Linked DNA regions of Homo sapiens: region 2 is linked to region 1. The links are chromatin loops, found by intact Hi-C in ENCODE. Cell type or tissue: breast epithelium. All regions are shown on one strand. Links, peaks and the distances in the headings refer to the core of each region. The heading gives the core; the rest is flanking DNA.

Region 1 (9,811 bases), core at 953-8,952:
AGGCCGCACGGCAGCAGGTGAGTGGCAGGCGAGTGAGTATTACTACCCGAGGTCTGCCTTCTGTCAGATCAGCAGCACCACTGGATCCTCATAGTAGCACAAACCCTATTGTGAACTGCATATGCAAGGGATCTAGGCTGCACACTCCTTATGAGAATCTAATGCCTGATGATCTGAGGAGGAACAGTTTCATCCCAAAACCACTACCACCCCAACCCTGTCCTTGGAAAAATTGTCTTCCACGAAACCAGTCCCTGGTGCCAAAAAGGATCACTGCTTTACAAAACAAAAGGGAAAAACAAACGAACAAAAACAAAAAAACAAAAAGAAAAAAACACCTTAAAGGATGAGTTAAGGGAAAATGAATAAGGTTTTAAATCAATTTTTAATTTTTGCTTATCACTAAAAATACAAACCTCTGTGCTTTAATGAAGAAATATTTTATCAATAATAATTTTAATGAGAAAATATGATTTTTTATGTTGCTTTGACACTTTGGGATATAATAAAGGTGAAGCTGTAAATTCAGTTCATTTTTTGTACTAAATCATAGTTGAAAAGTGCATATGACAAAAGTACATAAATCCAAACAGAAGGGCATTATCAACTGTGCCTTTTACATTTTGGTATCACATTTCAATTCCATTCAACAATTATACCTAGACCTGTTGCTGTTACTAAAATACACCTACTGAATTTTCTTTTTCATCAATGTAAGTGAGTTGTTCTTGCAAGTGAATTAAGAAATTAGTGCACTTTTTAAATTTTATCAAATGGATTCAAAACACTATAACTCATTTTAGAAAATTTAAAATAGGTTAAAGATGTTTTTGTACATTTTCACAATGTACAGATTTGAGAGTTTCGTTGTCATTGCTGAGATATGTTTTGATGATAAATTCACATTATCATAGAATCACTTCCAGACATCTAATTTCGAATTGCCCATTTACTCTCCACAGCGTACGTTTATCTCAAAAAAGCAGTCACTTTCTCATTTGTTGTTTATAAATCACCTATGAGTTGACGTTATATACTTTAGGTAATTATTTTTGTATGTGTGAATTTATTTATATTTAATTTAGTAATTTAAAAAATACCTGGTTGGTAGCATCTGCGGTTAACTAGCACTCAGCACCTGTGTCCCCCATGGATCACTTGCATTCAAATAATAATAATTTTCATAACTCTTTTCTAAATTTGACAGCTCTTCTGAGTACTTTGCCATGTGATCTGCAGCAAACGTATGTGTGCTATGAAATATTTTCATATGTATTTCCCTTGTCTTTAAAAGATATTGCAACATTTTAATTGACACTTTATCAGGAATAACCCTGTGAATGACTGATACCTGACCGGATCTTGTTGTATTATAACTGTTGTTGTTAATTGCACAAAGCATCACCGATTACCCTTCTATAATTTTTTCCATGCAATATTATTTCATTAAATGAATGCTTTGCTGTTCAGAATGGAGCTTGTTTCTGACAGGTCTTTCTTTTGTAGATCACAAAGAAGTTGTTCTTTGTGTATTTCATTATTGAAACTGAACTTTGCAAGTATCAGAATGTTGGGCATGTTAGAAACATCTGTACTTTAACTCAGCTGTGTAGAAAACCCCTCAAACTGAATAATTTATTCACACATTGGTGCCCTTCAATCTTCAGTAATATTTTTGTTCATCTTCCAAAAGTGTTTGAAGGCGAAGGGCACGATTTTGTACGTGCCACCTTGTTTTGTGAATTATTTCAGCAAAGTAGGAAGGAAAGGTGTTTTAAATTGATATTGCTCCTTGTTCTTTTCTATTAAGAAAGAAAACTCAAAGGGGGCATCTAGAGAATTCCCATTGAGTGAGCGGAATTTTGCAACGTATAGGACTGAATCATGTAAAAATTTTAGCATTTCCAAAAATATGATACATGTTTGTCTTCATATTCGGATACTGGGGTTTTAAAGGTCTTACTAATTGTGTTGGATTTGTACTTTCTTAGCTAATACCTCAAGGTCCTATGCACAAACAGAGTAAATTAATAATAGTGGATGAAAATATTGTTTCAAATAATTTCACATAATGTTAAACTTTGTTTGTGCTCTTGTCAAATCTTATGAGATGACTTTTGTTTTAACCCGGTTATAACTAGTTGATAACTTGCTTCAGAAGGAAAACGTACACCAGCTGTTTTATTTGTGTTCACTTATGTTTGCAATATTATTGTTTATTGTTATTATTATTAACCTCAATCCATTGCTTACTGCAAGGATACTTCTAAGGTATCTATCCATTTTGGAGGGCTGACAGAGTTAAAAATAAAGTAATGTATAAATGCACCTTGCCAGAGACAAGTAAACTGCAGTAGCTCATGACACTGAACACACAGAAGTGCATGGGCCACCACCATCAACCACCTGCCCCAGGGTCAGTTCTGTCTTCCCCGGGAAGATCATCTGCCCCAGTGGAGGGAGAGCACCAGGGCACACCGGTGCAGGTGGTTCTGCTCCAATGTTGATTTCACATTCACATTTGTTGCAACGAGGTTGATATTAGGGAACAATTTGACAATAAGGCAAATTTTGTGTTTGTGTATGTGTGATTTCATTTGCAAGAAATGCCAGGTGAACACAGAACTGCACGCAGCTGATCTGAGACTAGGAACGCACAAGTGCATGCACACACACCCCAGCATTTTCCAACCTCCAGTTCACCTCACGTGTTAGAAGCCTCACCACCCACCTCTGGGGCTACAACTTTCCCTCCCAATCCAGATCACCCACTGTTTAAATCCATTTAGGCTGTTGTAACAAAATATCTTAGACTGGGTAATTTATAAACAAGATTAATTTATTGCTCACAGTTCTGGAGACTGGGAAGTCCAAGATCAAAGCACCAGCAGATTTGATGTCTGGAAGGGTCTGTTCCTCATAGATGCCACCCTCCTATGTGACCTCACATAGGGGGAGGAGCAGACAAACTCCCTCAGGCCTCTTTTATAAATGCAACCATCCCATTCATGAGGGTGGCATCTTCATGAAATCTTCATGACCTAATCACCTCCCAAAGACCTCACCCCCTAATACCACGACATTGGGGGTTAGGGTTTTAATATATGAAGTTTGGAGGGACACACATTCAGATCATAGCCTCCTACTCCCCCCATTTCACCACAGTGCACAAGCTGCAACCCCAGTACCCACACTCTCAAGCAAGCTTCAGGCCTTTTTCAAGGTTAAGCACCATAGTTTCTGTAGTATTTATGCATATGTTAATCATTTAGCCTGTGTAAAACTATACTACTGTTTTTATTAGGTCACTATTCTTTATGTCATGGACAAAAATTTAGAATGATGTGTCGCTAGTCCCATTTATCCCCAACAACCCTGTGGTTTCTATTATCCAGTGTTGCATAGGATGGGGATTTTTAGACGCATTTGCATCCTGTTACAGTGGAACTGACTGTAAAATATAACTTTCTTCTTTCTCATCAATATAACTTTCTTCTTTCTCATCTCTTCCATCACTTGTAACCAAAAGCATTCCAAACTCTCCAGGAACCTAAATTAGACTTGGGAGCCAGGAAAAGTTTATTGGAGAAGGATGGGAAGGAAAACGACTTCTGGCCAAGAAGGCAGTAAATCTCTCAATGTTGCATCAGGTGCTTTGGATGCATTATTTCAAATACTCCTCACAACAATCCCATGAGCAAGGCATTAGGGCCTTTATTTTATACACATGAAATGGAGGTCTGGCGGCATCGAGGACTTCACTGAAGGTCAGGCAGCTTTTGCAGCCATTGAAACACCAACACTGAGAATCTTTCCACTCCATCATGTGTGGCTGGAAGGGCTCACTACCAGAGTGTCCTGGTCTGCACTCCACCAGAGGCCCTAATAAAAATCCAGGGTCCCACTCCTCAGAAAGACATACATTGAAAGACTAGTGAGCTCTTGCCTCCTCTAAGGAGAGAAACATCCACTAGCAAAGCCCAACAAGATGGTGGGATAGAGGCCTCTGAGCCATGGGTCTAAGCACTCCATCCCCTACCTTGAAGTGACACATGGTGGCTCTAAGGGGCACATTTTATCCAAAGTTCATGGAAGGGGCAGCTCCTGTGGAATCCACTCCTAAGTGGCGCTCACTCGGTGGTTCCACTGGCAGTGCTCCAAGTACCAGTTCCTCCTGCTGCATGCACCACGGGGCCATTGCCAAGGGTGGCTTCCATCAGAAGCAGCTGTGTGCATTGCTCCAAGGAAGGCAACAACGCCTGGAAACAGCTGCTTCCAGTACCTGGCTCTTACGGGGGCTCTCACGGCATCCCAGCATTTCCTGTCTATTAAAACAGATGTTCTCTCTCTGGCTGCCAGCCAGATTGGCATCATCTTTCCACATGGTAGCAGGCACCGGCTGTGTATATGTGAGGAAGTTACTTTGACTTTCTTAGTTTCAGTTTCCTCTTACATAAAATAGAATGAATGCCTCTCAACATTGTCATAGAGATTAATTGTGATAAAATATGTACAGAGTATGACTGTAAAAAGCAATCAATACATCCCCCATCCTGTGTGCGTGTGTGTGTGTGTTTCCTCTCTCCTTTGGACAACAGTTTCATGAGAAGGTTCCAGACGAGTTACTTTGCTATGACACAGCTCACTCAGTATTAGCCGCTTTTTAGAACGGAGAAACAAAGGCTGCTAAAGAAGGGATACTAGAAGAAAGAAAAAGAGTATGATGAAAAGAGTGTAAAATGTGAAATCTAAGTGACTGAGTGTGCATCCTCACTCCATCGTGCACTCGACTTATGATAGCAGGCATTGCCTCGGGAGCCGCAGGGTCCTCTCTAGCCCAGTGGGGAGAGCCCGGCCCTGTGGGCCCAGATTACTTAGCAGTGGCTGAGCAGGATGGGTGCATTGTCTGGAGGGCTGCCCTGAGCTCAGACCCCCATAGCAAGGGGAGAGGCGAGGGAGGAGCAGGTTCTGGAGCAGCCTGAACCCCTTTTCACCAAAGGTCGCCAGTTACAGAATACTCCAGCAAAGCTGGGCTCCCTACCCACAGACACCCTGGGTCAGACCCTTCCCTGTTAACTCCAAGCATCTCAGTCCTCCTTATACTTGCACCTGGGGATAGGGCAGTGGAGAGCGGCCCCTTCCTTGGCAAGCACACATGTGCACACCAACATATACACACAATACACACACACACTCTCTACACAACAATATACACACATACCCAATATACACACTATACACACATACACAATTTATACACTATATATATGCACATGCACACATATACACACATATATGTACATCCGTACACACACATATGCAATACATACACACCACACACATATGCACACATATACCACATATACGTACATACAACACATGCACACAATACACACACAAACACACAATACACACATACCACACACGCTGCACATGCCGTAGAGTCCGGGCCAGCATACTGCTGTAAGGTGGGAGCCCAGGGGGTGTCACACCCCCTCTTCTTGCTAACCCTTGGGTTACCCATTTCCCCAGTTAACACACGCCTGTCAAACACGTGCTGTATGGAAACTGATCTGAGTCCGGTTGACCAACAGCACAGCAGGGATAACAATTCTTAACTTGTGGGATTGGAGTTAGTGCTGAATAAATTACCACGTGTCAGTACCAAGCCCACAGTCGGCCCCTAGGAGACCCATATAAAGGACTGATTTTACTTCCCACAGCACTGAGACCGGGCGAGAACCCAGGCCTGGTAACCCCGTCCGTCCTTATTCCTTCCACTTACTTGTCTAGAATCAATGGAAATGTGGACCTCGGGAAATGTGGTCTTTCCCAGCTCCTCCCTGGGAGACAAGCATCAGCATCACATTTAGGACTGGGAAGCAGGGCTGTCTCCTGGAGATGCATCCAGTTCCCTGATAGGGTGGCTTTACGATTCATGTTTGCGGAGTATTTCAGGAGATTTTAGGGAAGAAAGAACAATTTTTTCTGGGACCTTTGTGCTTTTTCTGTTTTCTCAAAGTGGCACGTGAATAAATTCAGCTTCATCCAAAAAGAGGAACAGGTTGTCCTAAATTCTGTGCCCGCGAGTTACCATCAAATTTCACAACAACCACTTAGCAAAGTGGGTGCAGCAAAGGCCACTTTAGCCCTCCGGGCCGGATGCCCAGGTAAGCAGCCCGAGAATGCTGGCCAACCCCGTCCCTCGTGCTGTTGTACCAGGCTCTCACGCGGGCCTTGCTTCCTCCTCTCGGGGGCCAAGGTTGTTCTTTGGTTGTTAGTAGACCTGGCTTCTCTGACTGGATAGCGGGTATGTGCCAGCGTGCACCTGAGCACCTCCCCTCCTCCTTCCCATCAGGCTCCATCTGCACTCAGGCACTGCACCTCCTGCTCAGAAACCTCCGGAAATTAGCCTAGTTGGCCTATGACCCAGCCAGGAGCTCCAGTCACTCTCCAGGGAACTCTGGACAGAGAGAAATAGTAACCTTGCTGGTCTATTGCATTTTTTAGTCAAAATGTTCACTATAAATGCATTTTCCTGTGCACTTAGTTTGGCATACCTCTTAGAACATAATTAATGTCTTCCCATTTGAAAAAGAAAACAGAACAATTTATGGTACCTTCTCCTGCATACCAGAAGGAATCCCCATGGGGTTAAACATTTTACAAATATCATTCAGGAGGTGGCAGGTTTTTAGAATGAAAATCCCACTGTAAATCATTCCAATGAAAAGAGGATTCCTTGGGAGGCACACAGGCTTTTTATAGGGCACTTAGCTTCCCCTGGTTCCCTGACCAATGTGCTCTCTGACGCTAACTGAGATTCACTAAGCCTGTAGGAGATGAAAGAGCACCGCACCAAGAGTCAGAAGAGCCGACCTCACGTCCTGCGTGACCTTGAGGCATCCCTCATCTGGGCATCCACACTTGCAAAGGGAACGTCCTCACTCTGGCACTTCAGAAGGTGTTGCCAGGTACCGTAAGGAAGCAGATGCCAGGCACAGTGCAAACATAAACCCTCTGTTGAATGAAGAGTTCAATGAATAAGCAAAGAAATGAGTGCATTTGCAAATTATAAAATATTTAACAAATGTAATAAATCAGCATATCAATATAAGGAACTGGTATATCAGTGTAAGAACAGATTTTCTGGCTTTACACTTGAGTGAAATGGTAGATTAGTGCTTTATCATTATTCCTCAGCTATACAGAAACAAACTGATAAAAACCAGAGAGAAAAAGAGAGTGAGAAAGAGGAAGCATGAGGGCACACCAGTGAAGATGCAGGAGAAGGGAAGGGACCACGGTGTGCAGTGCTGGCTCAGTGTGTGTCAACCTGCGTGCATGGTTTCCATGTAGCCTCTCACTTGCTCTGCACTGCAATGCAAGGTGGTAAAATTGCTTTTGTTTTAATTTGACATACAAGGAAAGTGAAATTAAATCACCTATGTAAAGTCACACAGGAAAAAGCAGGGAAACAGATAAGCTTGGCCACGGATCTGTGGACCACCTTTTATACCTCCTTAAAATGTTGTGCTCCACTGCCTCATGCATCTTCCCAAGGGAAGATGTTAACACACTTGAAAAATTTAGAGTGCTATAGGAAGAAGAGGTGGTTTTCTCACAGGCTAAGTTACAAATATGACCCCAGGAGAGATAAAGAGAAGGGAGGAACCTCTCCTCCCTGTAAAAGCTCACAGTATAAACTCTAAAATGTCAAGAAGAGTTAGCTAAAATGGTGGCAAACAGCAGAAAAGGGACAATACAGCATTTGAGAAGAAAATTCAGGCAGTAAGGCTAAAACTTCCCGCCAAGGATTACCTCATTTACCAACAAAGATTATGAAATCATTGCTTGAGGCAATCTGGGCAAACATGATGAAGGCAATTAAGAGGACTTAATCCATACAGCTTGAACTTTGCATGTCAGTCAGGGTTCTCCAGAGAAACAGAAGCAATAAGAAAGATAGAGGATGATATGGTTTGGCTCTGTTTCCCCGCTCAAATCTCACCTTGAATTGTAATATTTCTCATGGGTTGTGGGAGAGACCCAGTGGAAGGTAACTGAATCATGGGGGTGGGTTTTTCCCAGGCTGTTCTCATGATAGTGAATAAGTCCCACGAGATCTGATGGTTTTATAAAAGGGAGCTCCCCTGCACATGCCCTCTTTCCTGCCACCACGTAAGATGAGATTTTTCTCCTCTTTGCCTTCCACCATGATTGTGAGACCTCCCCAGCTAATTAAAGTGTGAGTCAATTAAGCCTCTTTCCTTTATAAATTACCCAGTCTCAGGTATGTCTTTATAAGCAGCATGAGAACAGACTAATACAGATGATAGCTATATAGAGATAGATAGATAGATAGATAGATAGATAGATAGATAGATAGATAGATATAGATGGATGGATAGATAAATGTAGACAGACTGATTGATTATTAGAATGGACTCATGAGATCATGAGGTAATTCAGTCTGAGTTCAAAGGCCTGAGTACTGATAAATGGGTAGATGGTTGGGGGATGGGGCAATGGTGTAACTCTCAGTCGAGTCTGAAGGCCTGAGAATTGGGGGGACACTGGTGTAAGACTCTGAGTTCGAAGGCCCATGAACCAGGAGCTCCAATGCATAAGGACGACAGAGGATGGATGACTCAACTTAAGCAGAGAGAGGGAACTCACCCTACCTCTTCCTTTTTGCTCTAGCCAGGCCCTCAATGGATTGCCTGATGCCCATCCGCTTTGGTGAGGCTGGGTCTTCTTTACACAGTTCACCAATCTGAAGGTGAATCTCTTCTGGAAACACCCTCACAGACACACCCAGAAATACAGTTTTACCAGCTCTCTGGGCATCTCTTAGCCCCGTCAAGTTGATACACAAACTTAGCCATTATACTTGGCCAATACCCAGATAGACAGCATCTGTTCATGACTGTTCCTAGGGTTCTGTTTGGGATGAACATCTGCAGTGTATACGCAGCCCTGACGCATAGCCCTCCCCACAGTCCTGTGTGAAAGCACAGTGAGGAGGAAGCAGGGAGGCAGGATATGGGCCAAGTGGGAAGGGAAGGCCCAAGGAAAGGGCCAGGGACAGGGAGTTTGCATCTGCTGCAGCTGGCTCCACACAGGGGCCTTCTGAGCTCACATGGTGATATAGTTTGAATACATGTTCCCGCCAAATCTCATGTTGAATTTTAATCCCCAGTATTGGAGGTGGGGCCTGGTGGGAGGTGATTGGACCATGGAGATAGATTTATTGTAAATAGTTTAGCAGTATCCCCTTGGTCCTGTCCTCACAATAAGTCAGTGAGTTCTTGCGAGTGTGTGGCACCTCCCCCGTGCTCTCTTGCTCCTGCTATCGCCCTGTGATGCACCTGCTCCCCATTCAACTCCCTTCATGATTTTAAGCTTCTTGAGGCCTCCCCAGAAGCAATGCCAGTGCTATGTTTTCTATATACAGCCTATAGAATCATGAGCCAATTAAATCTCTTTTCTTTATAAATTACCCAGCCTCAGGTATTTCTATATAGCAGTGCAAAAGTGACCTAATACACACCGGCTGAGGACTAGACCTCCAAAGCCCATGTGTGAACATGACTGGTCCAGATGGCAGCAGCCCAGCCAGGGGAGGGCCAGCCCCTCCCTAGGAGCACAAGGCCACATGTTGAGGGGCCCTGACACCCTGACCATGCCAAGACTTATTTTTCGGAAAAATACGTACACAGCAGAAGCCCGGGAGCCTTGTCCCAGTGCCTCCTTCCATTGCAACTTGAACTTGGAATAAATTATCAAGTCCCATTGCTCTCTCAGTTTC
Region 2 (9,811 bases), core at 589-8,588, 340 kb before region 1:
TATGAAGTTACATTTTCTCTCCTATACTCACCATGCCCTTGGTTATCTTTCCAACTCTGTTTTCTACCAATAAGTGCAGTTATTTAAAAAGAAAGACCAGCCGGGCGCCGTGGCTTACGCCTGTAATCCCAGCACTTTGGGAGGCCGAGGCGGGCGGATCACAAGGTCAGGAGATTGAGACCATCCTGGCTAACACAGTGAAACCCCGTCTGTACTAAAAAATACAAGAAATTAGCCGGGTGTGGTGGCGGGCGCCTGTAGTCCCAGCTACTCCGGAGGCTGAGGCAGGAGAATGGCGTGAACTGGGGAGGCAGAGCTTGCAGTGAGCCGAGATCGCGCCACTGCACTCCAGCCTGGTGACAGAGCAAGACTCCGTCTCAAAAAATACCAAAATAATAAAATGAAAAAAGTGCTGTGATCCCAAATACAGACAATCCTGGATTTACAATGGTTTGACTTTTAGATGGTATGAAAACCATATGCATTCAATAGAAACTCTTCTTTGTGTACTCATACAGAAATTTATATCATTCTGTTTTTGTACCATTCTGTTTTTTACTTTCAGTACAGTATTCAATAAATAACATGAGATATTCAACACTTTATTATAAAATAGTCCTTGTGTTGGATTATTTCACTCAACCGTAGGCTAATTTAAGTGATTTGAGCACATTTAATGTGAACTAGGCCATGCTATGATTGTTAGGTGTATTAAAAGTTAGATATATTAAATGCATTTTCAACTTATGATATTTTCAATGCATGGCAGGTTCATCAGGACATAACCCCATAATATGCCAAGTGGCATCTGTATTTACTGTGTCTTATGCAGAAAAGTAATGTTTTATGTCATTTTAACAAGGTTTTTTCTTCTGTACTAAAAATTCTACCCAAGTAAAATAAAAATGTCCCTGTATAATCAAGCTCTTTCTGACACCAACCTAATAAATTTGAACCTCAGGTAGAGTAACAGTGTTATGATGGAGAGTGTTTAATAAATAAATTTGAGGATTACTGGAATATTCAGAAAATGGCCAATGGCAGAGTGAAAAAGTAACAACTTAAAAATAAAACAAGACAGAGAAAGAGAAACAGAGAGCAAGCAAACAAGCAATAATTTTTAAAAAAAATACCACAGAAAATATTTTTCATGAGAGGTCAAAGAAAATCAGAAGGTGTTTTTCCGATAAGGAACATCAGCCTCACAGCTATGCCAACCCCACTTCTCCAGAACCCAAGTAGAACAACCAGGGTGCTAAGAAGAGCACCACCCAGCCTTGTCTTCACTATGTGCAGGAGCTTTACAGTTGCCCCAGGTCAAAATCTATGTCCCACCAAGGCATGGATAGCAGATAATTGGAGCTCTGCCGACAAAGAAGACTGCTTTTCTTCCAGTGACTCAAGATTCAGATTTTTCTGTGAACAGCAGCTCAAGACTGGAGTTACATTGAGAAAATACTAGTAAGGGCTGAAGATAAATTATATTACTATTGGGGGTTTTATTTCTCAATGTCTTAATCTAATTGTTTATTCAAGTTAAAGTGAGACATACAATTGATTCAGGGACATGTTTAAATTGATTTAGTGGAAGTCAATTTCTTATTTATTTATTTATTTATTTATTTTGAGACGGAGTCTCGCTCTCTCACCCAGGCTGGAGTGCAAGGGTGCGATCTCGGCTCACTGCAACCTCCGCCTCCCAGGTTCAAGCAATTCTCCTGCCTCAGCCTCCCAAGTAGCTGGAATTACAGGTGCATGCCACCACGCCTGGCTAATTTTTTGTATTTTTAGTAGAGACAGGCTTTCACTGTTTTAGGCAGGATGGTCTCGATCTCCTGACCTCGTGATCTGCCCACCTTGGCCTCCCAAAGTGCTGGAATTACATGTGTGAGCCATCACGCCTGACCGGAAGTCAGTTTCTTATATTTTAAAAGCCCAATAAATTAAAGAGAACATAGAGATTCCTCTTGTAGTTTCCAGTACCTAAGAGAAATGTGGTTTTACCCCACCAAGACATCAGCCTCACACCATAAGGACACAGCCCTCCCTGCAGGAAGGTTTATGTGCTCCAGGCAGAGAGCAGCTTCCTGGGCTGGGGATTATGTCCAGCATGTCCAGTTCCATAGGAAACTCCCATGGGCTAGAGCACCAGCCACACAAGACCTGTCTCTATGCCTTCCACAAAGTACAGACCCCCAAGAGTGCAAATTACTCTTTATTTTTTAAATAAATTCCTTAAAAGTGTTGCATTTTAGAAAAAAAATCAGGTAGAATATTCACACCTAGAAGCCTGTATAAAAAGAGATGATTTCATCAGATAGGTAAAATTTCCCTTCCAAACTTGAAGGCATGAAGAGGTAAAGTCCAAGTACAGATACCTGATTTTTGATGGTGGAAATACTGAAGAGAGCACAGTCTATGAGATCTTGCTGGAAGCTTATAATTCTCATCTCCCCCAGTGTGAACAGTTCCAAAGGAATCACCTTTTAGAACCTGATCCAATAACCTAAGCTCTTTTATCCTGAATTTCTATAGTTTACGTTACCAAAGGAGCAGAGTATCTTTATATCAATACATTTATGTGGTCATTTAAATGAACTGTATGTGCGGCCTGTTTGATGGTTCTAGCACACCTCACTCTCCCTCATAGTGCACATGTATCTGAAAAGAGTGAGCACAGGGTCATTGTTTTATCCTCGTCTACACATGAAGCTCCAAGGATGAAGAGGTGAAAGGACAGTGGGCCACAGAAGCAGCCACACAGTGGCCTTCTAGACCATGCATAGTCTGCAGCTAACCTCAGTGGGCTCCACAAACCAACCCACGACACATTCAGCTACATTCAGGATCCATTTTTAATCCCAGGTTCTTAGCATGTCCATCCCTAGACAATCAAGTCATGGCAAAAGTCCAGAGCTGTATTTTGGAATTCTTAAAACCATTGCCAAAATCAAGTAGCTGGAACTGTCCGGGAAAAATAAAAAAAAATGTTCTTGCTTAAGATAACATAGATTTATAAAATTCTGGAGTTGTCAAAGAGCTCAAAGTCTACCTGTACCATGGCTCTCCGATTCTCCCTGCAGCTAGAGCACATTATACAACAGCTCTTCAGGCAGCCACCTGCCTCTGCTTCCACAAATCCTCAGAGGAGGTGACATTTCTGGTCCCAAAGAAAATTGATGTGGTCAGGGACTAATTACTTTCTAATAATACTCTTCACATGCTCTTTGAAAAGAAACATCTAGCATTCCAATAGCCCACTGTCTGTGAGAGAGAGGCTTACCCTTTAATGTTTTGGGGCATGTCAAATTTAAATGAACCAAACTAGACAGAATAGCAGGTTCAGTGCACCAACTGGTAGAACACAGAGCCAGGGTGTAGGTCAGAGATGTATTAGAGCTGAGAATTTAAAGGTTAAGCAGTGACTCCACCTGAAGTGGACACCTGCAAAGGTGACTCTTATGGTAATACCAGTGTCACTGCTTCCTCCGTCTTTCCTGAGTGTCTTCCAGATGGATAACTCATCTATCCCTGATTCAAACACTTTTTAAATGAAACTAAACTTGGGCATATTTTGGACTGTAGTTATGTGTTGCATTGATTCCTAACTATAGATACTGAAATGATCAGACTTAATTGTAGTAGCAGTAATGCTTACTATAGTACCCAGAGTTGATGGGGATTCTGGAATCGCTGAGAGGCCATCTGTGCTATTTTAGTCCTCATTCGTAGGTCCAGCTCACTCTCCCTTAATTGTGAGTGCTACTAGCTACTGTTGGTACACTACCATCCACGTATTTTTCTCTATCTTTCCTGGTACATGATTTTTTGTTTGTTTTGCTGCATTATCCTGGAGAGTATAAGACAAATTTTTAACTGACAAGTCAAATCATATATTTATCTTGAATTCATTATATTTTGTATTTGGAATGCTGTACCTAAACACACAATCTTCGGCTTCACCAGAGCTTCTCCAACACATGTGTCTACTAGAGGCTGGCAAGAAATTCTGATCCTGTAAGGGTTTACACTCTTGACCACAGGGCTCATGACCTCAATGGTCACATAATGTCATTCATCTTCTTAACTACAAAGCTTTACGTGAGTCATCTGATTAGCTGCCCTGACCATTCCCCTTCTGTCTGTTCACTCTGGTGGCTTCTCTGTACCCTGAAAAGTTTTCAGGGACAGTAAACAATGCTTTGTAGACTAAGCCCTGGAAAATATTCTTTATCTGTAGTCCTGTTCTGTATCTCATCCAAAACTTTCCCTTTCCTTGATAACTAAATTTGAAGGCCTATAGAACTGCTCTTTCAGAAAAAAAATTGGCATCCATCCATGAATTTTATAAACATTTTAAATGCTTCCCAAATTCTTCAATTTTGTCTGTAACTTTCCTCTTGCTTCTAGTTCATCTTCCCGAATGAGTTTGTCTTGATCTGACACTAGAGCACCTTATCTCCTCTGTTCCCCAGAAGGAGCTTTTGCAACATGGCTGTGCAGAATGAGGGATGCTGTCTGTGGTCAGGGCTAGCTTGCAGCTGTGCAGCAAGGGGAAATCCTACCATGTCCTGTCTCACTAACACGTCCTCCAGCCACCTGAGCCTAACATTTCCCCTGAAAATAATGACTTTGCCATCAACTACAAATATTAAGAACAGAATACCCAAGTATTAAGTGAAATGACTGTTTTCTCTTTTTTCCTTTTATTGTTTCTGTAGCAATATTCTACCAAACTAGGTGCAATGACACATAAAACTTTCACGTTCACAAACAAAGGAACAGTCCAGTATCAGCCCTACTTACTTTTCTGGCCTCAAACTCAAGTTATACACCATATTAACTGCAAACAGCAGGGTCTTAATCATTCTTAGTTGCCAAATAGCCTAGCAAATTACATATTGTGCTGGCTCTGGGCACTGCTAGAGGAAATAAATGCCTATGTTTATGTGGAAAATATGACCATATAACATAATTGGGAGTATTTAAATTCTTTTTCATGAGTATATAATTTCAACAATGAGTATGATGGGTATTGCTTGAGAATTCTTCAGAAAAATGAAAAACAGATTTACTGAAATCATTAGAAACTGATCAGTGATTAGTGGCAGTCGCTTTTATCAACACAAAAATAGAGCAAAATAATCAAGGTATTCATTTATTTTCACTCACTTAGTACCCATATGCTATTTCCATTAGAGCAGCCTAAAGTTACTTAATGTTCAATTCTGCATTGTAGGGAGAGCCACTGTCATAGGCAGGCATGGCCCAATGGTAAGGCATATGGGAGATTCACTCCTTTTCTCTGAGCAGATGGAGACTAAGCATGTCATAGAAATAATGTGTTTTGTCTCTAGAGAGAGGATGCTGGCTGCTTTGTTCTCAGATGACATCGCCTGCCAGGCCTTCTGCTCAGGTTTGAATTCATATGTTTTGGGTTTCCACTGACTTTTTCTCTTTTGAAAAGAATTTCCACAAAAAAAAATAAATAAATAAAAATAAAAAAAAACCTTGCTTTACAATGATCCAGAAGTCTGAAGTACATAAATGAACTTTGTCTTCCAAAGGACACAGTCTTTTCACATTGCATGGCCAATTTAGCTTTACAAATTCCAGGGAAGAGAATGGGATAGGGAGCAATAAGCCTTCCTAGAGCTGAAGAAGCAAAGATGCAGAGAAGTGTGACTCACCCAGGGCCTTGCAGCTAAACTTCAATACAAACAGCTGTCATGACTCTGCTCTACATTGTGATCCACTGTATTGAATAATCCATGAACCTAAAAATGAACATGGACTAGAGGCCAACCTACAAACTGAACTTACCCACTGAAGAGCTTTCGGTGGAGTCTAAATGCAGACAGCAATTGTACGTGGCTTCAGGGACGTTTTGCTTGAAGACAATGTGTCTGCTATTGCTGCTCATAGCTCAGCATTCTGTCAGGTGTAGATGTGATGCAGGATTTTTGTTTTTGGTCACTTTGCAAGCCGGGGACCCCTGGCCAGTGACACTGCTGCCCAGGGGTGGCCACGCTGGCATGCCCCAGCTCAACTGTGTTATAGCTTATACCTGTGTCCTGTGGTTCCTGGGCTCTTATATCATGCCCAAGAAGAACAAGCATACGCTGGACATTGAAGGGCGAGGAACGTGGAGAAGAATTTTACTGAGTGATGAAACAGCTTTCAGCAGAGAGGGGATGCGTGGATGGTCCCCCCTATTCAAAGGCAGGAAAGTCTCCAATATGGCTGAGTCCAGGGCTTTTTATGGGCTCAAAACAGGGAGTGTATGCTGATTGGTTTGTGAGTAAGTGAAAAAGGTTAAAGTGAAGACACCACTCAAAGGTGGACATGACCATGTAGAAAACCAATTAGGAAAGAGTAGGGACATGTAAAGTAGGTAAAGAATAGGAATCAATCAGAGGAAAGTGTGCCAAACGGGAAAGCAGGTTCTCAATCCTGTCGGAGGATTTACCTGGGACTGTCTCCGGCTCAAAGGTGAGTTTCACTGGGGACCCATCCCATCTGCCTAGGCATTTGGCTGCCTCCTGTCACTATGAGATGCACCAGGCTACACATTCTCAACGGCCTAATATTTAGACTCTTTAAGGTTAAGGTAAATTATCAGTGTAATAACAAAGGTGTGTGGCACAATTGGAAGTAGAGTCACTCATCATGTCACTTTACACTAAGTCACATGATTGGGTTATTCTTCCTCTGGCACACAATTGCATTATTTTGCTGTGGCTGCCATAAAATAAGTACCACAGTCCATGTGGCTTAAACAACAGGGATTTATCATCTCACAGTCTGGAGGCCAGAAGTCCGAGATCAAGGTGTCGGCAGGCTGGCTCCTCTGAGGCTGCCAGGGAGTTTCTGCTCCAGGGTCCTCTCCTTGGCTTGCACATGGCCATCTTCTTCCTGTGTCTCTTCATATCACACTCCCTCTGTGCCACTGTCTCCAAATTTTCACTTTTTATAAGAACACCAGTTATATTAGATTAGGACTTGCCCTAATGAGCTTACTTTAACTTGGTTATCTTTATAAAAACCTTTTTAGCAAATAAGGTCACATTCCGAGGTGCTGGGGGTGAGGACCCTGATACATCTTCTTCTGGTGGCAGGGGGTGGAGTGGGGCATAAAATTCACTCTGTGACAATAATGAACTCTGATTCTAAAATTCTTTAATGGTAGTGTGACAAACATTCTGTGATTAGACTAAGGGATTAACTTATTAAATACAAACAATGAAAATTTTCACAGTTTGGTACCCCTGTTTGAGCCTCCACAATGTTAGCGTGCCCACAGGCACTAGGCTATTTCTTCATGGTTCAGAACATTGAGAGGTGGTCAGCTTCACAGCATTCAAGAGGCCCTTTGTTTTCATGGGGAGTAAGGACACATGAGCTGCATCCCTGGGCATGTGACTGGTGGACATGAATGAAAGCCGGCTTGATTCAGAATGTGGCTGCCTGGCTGGTCCTGGGAAAGGCCTTCATAGTTCTGTTTCTGACTTAAGAGAACCTTCTAGAAAAGCCACATGACACAGAGGAAGGGGTGGGGTCCAAACCCAGGCTGGCGTTCTAGCTTAGGCAAGTCATAGCACAGACTGACTTTGGATATATGACTTACCCTTTATGGGATGCAGCTTTCTCATCTGTAAAATGAGGTTGCCATGATAATTATGAAAACTAACTTGTAAAATGCCGAGTAGAGAGCACAAATTTAACAAGAACTAATTCCCAGCCCCATGGCTCAGTAAGTGGAATAATAACAGCCACCTTTCATTGTGTCTGCAGTTGCCAGGTGCTTTATATGCATTACTCTACATAATCTTCGCAATCACCCAGCAAGATATGTGTTATTACATTATTATATATGAGGAAATTCAGTCTCAAATAGATAATGCATAATAGCTTTTTATTACCAATGGAGCTGGAATTTAAGCCCTGGGTTACAAGGTCTATAGCCTTTCAAATGAGACTACCCAACTCAGATCTAGTTTTTTGGTTTGCAAAATTCTCTTTGTTTTTCCTCACATCATGGCTTTCTAGCAATCAAGTCTTTAGAAGATACAAATTTAAGGGACTGTTTTCTACTAAAGAACATTATGCAGGTAAATTACACTACTAGGCATCATAGGATAAATACTCTCTAAATGTAAAGCATACACACACAAGCAGTTAGACCAGCTCACAGTACAGAGAGTTGATTTCTGGATGCTAATATCTGGACGGCTGGATAATGGGAAAACATTTGAGCAGGTTCTGGATAATACGCATATTGTAAGAACGAAGGATTAGGCAGTGGTTATAGGAATTGATATTAAACAGGAGGAACAATGCAAAGGTACATTACTATTAGGAATCTAGTGCATGGTGTGTAGATATAAAGTAGATTTGAGTAAAATGGTGAGACCTTTGATCACTGGAAACGATAGCACAATTTCTAGGAATGGTGAGACAACAGGAGGTCCTATAACTGCTGTCTAACGTCTCTCACCAGTTTGTTCTTCCTTTAACTCCCCATTGACCTGCCATACCTACCCACTTTGCATCACCATCATAGCTCTTAGTATGATGGGGTATTTCACAGGTGAATGGATACAAATGCCCCTGCATTTGAAACATTCACACAGTCTACAGAACAACTATTTTTATTCAACTCTGTAAACAAGGAAGTGAGGAAGCCCTTTTGTTACAATTTTATAACTAAAATGCTGGAAGGGTGCTCACCTTTCCAATTAGTTTGTCTTATTTTTATCTCCCCAACAACTTGGGGAAGTGCATTTTATTGCTGTTTTATATTAGATGTAAAATATGCTTGGGGATATTATTTAATGGTATAAAAGCTTGAGACAAGTCACACACAAAATGTGAACTTTCTTCAAGGCAGGCATAGGTTGGAAGCTTAACAATAAGCATGCCAACCATTCTTATGCTACTAGATAGAAAATGATGAGGCATTTACCTCTGATTAAAGTGTTATAGAAGAATGTAGAAAGGGGATGCATCTTGTTATTTTTGAAATATACCAAAACTCACTGCCCAGAGATCCTCCAAAATGCATATATATACTTTGTGGCTATATGTTTGAAAGTGAATTTTGAGCAGCCTTCCTGCTTTTTGAGAAGCTAATGATAAGGATAGAAAGCAGTGTTGTTTCCTAGTTTTGACTGGTCCTGTGAATACAATGTAAGTGTTGTGGGACAGATGGAAAATGAGGCCATTACGAAGCCTCCTCATTAATCCTTGTCAGTGTTGTGTTCCATTAGGAAAATTAATATATTGACTGTTTCTCCTGAGATGAATCTGAAGAAAATGATCCATGCAGAGGGAGGAATCAGAATGTCTAATATTTATGATTATCCAGTGGCAGTTTTGGGATACTCTGTGTCCAAAAATCCTGGCATCTCAGTAACCTTGACAACCCCAGGTAATCCACAAGTGCAGCCCTGATGTGCTTGTGCTGAAGCCAGCGCCTCTCACCAGAATGCTCTCTAACAAGCAGGGGACTGGAGTTTGTCCACGAGAGAGCACTTCAGAGTTGCTTAACTGCCACCAAAACCTCATTCATCATTTTAATAAACTTTCACAGGGAGAGGAAGGATTTCCCTAGGTCCTCTTTATCTTTGGCATGAAAGTATAATAGGTGATCAAGTGTGGATCAGTGTTAGGCCCATGTTAATTCCTCTTAATCCCCATGTGAATATTTTATTTTTATTAATAATCACACTAAAACCACCGAACATTTCTTTTTCCTTAATGATGTGTTCGTTTGGAGGAGGAAAGATGGGCCAAAAAAAATAAAAAAAGT

The links. A loop is a pair of places that touch in the nucleus more often than their neighbours do. Peaks named below come from ENCODE experiments on the same cell type or tissue, not always from the same donor. Only the 100,000 strongest peaks of a DNase experiment are listed, where the experiment ranks them.
Region 2: it touches region 1 in a loop (18-fold over the local background); 2 of 110 quality-filtered maps call a loop at or near these places.

The regions. Positions count from the first base shown.
Region 1 is chr2:6,776,658-6,786,468 of GRCh38, forward strand. The region is part of intron 3 of LOC105373404 (a long non-coding RNA gene); the gene reads right to left. Among named protein-coding and RNA genes, the nearest start is that of LINC00487, 11 kb to the left of the region's middle. In breast epithelium, for the core only: no CTCF peak of the experiment used is centred there; a DNase peak (open chromatin) is centred at 4,254; H3K4me3 peaks cover 487 bases.
Region 2 is chr2:6,437,915-6,447,725 of GRCh38, forward strand. No RefSeq gene overlaps it. Among named protein-coding and RNA genes, the nearest start is that of LINC01824, 53 kb to the right of the region's middle. In breast epithelium, for the core only: no CTCF peak of the experiment used is centred there; no DNase peak of the experiment used is centred there.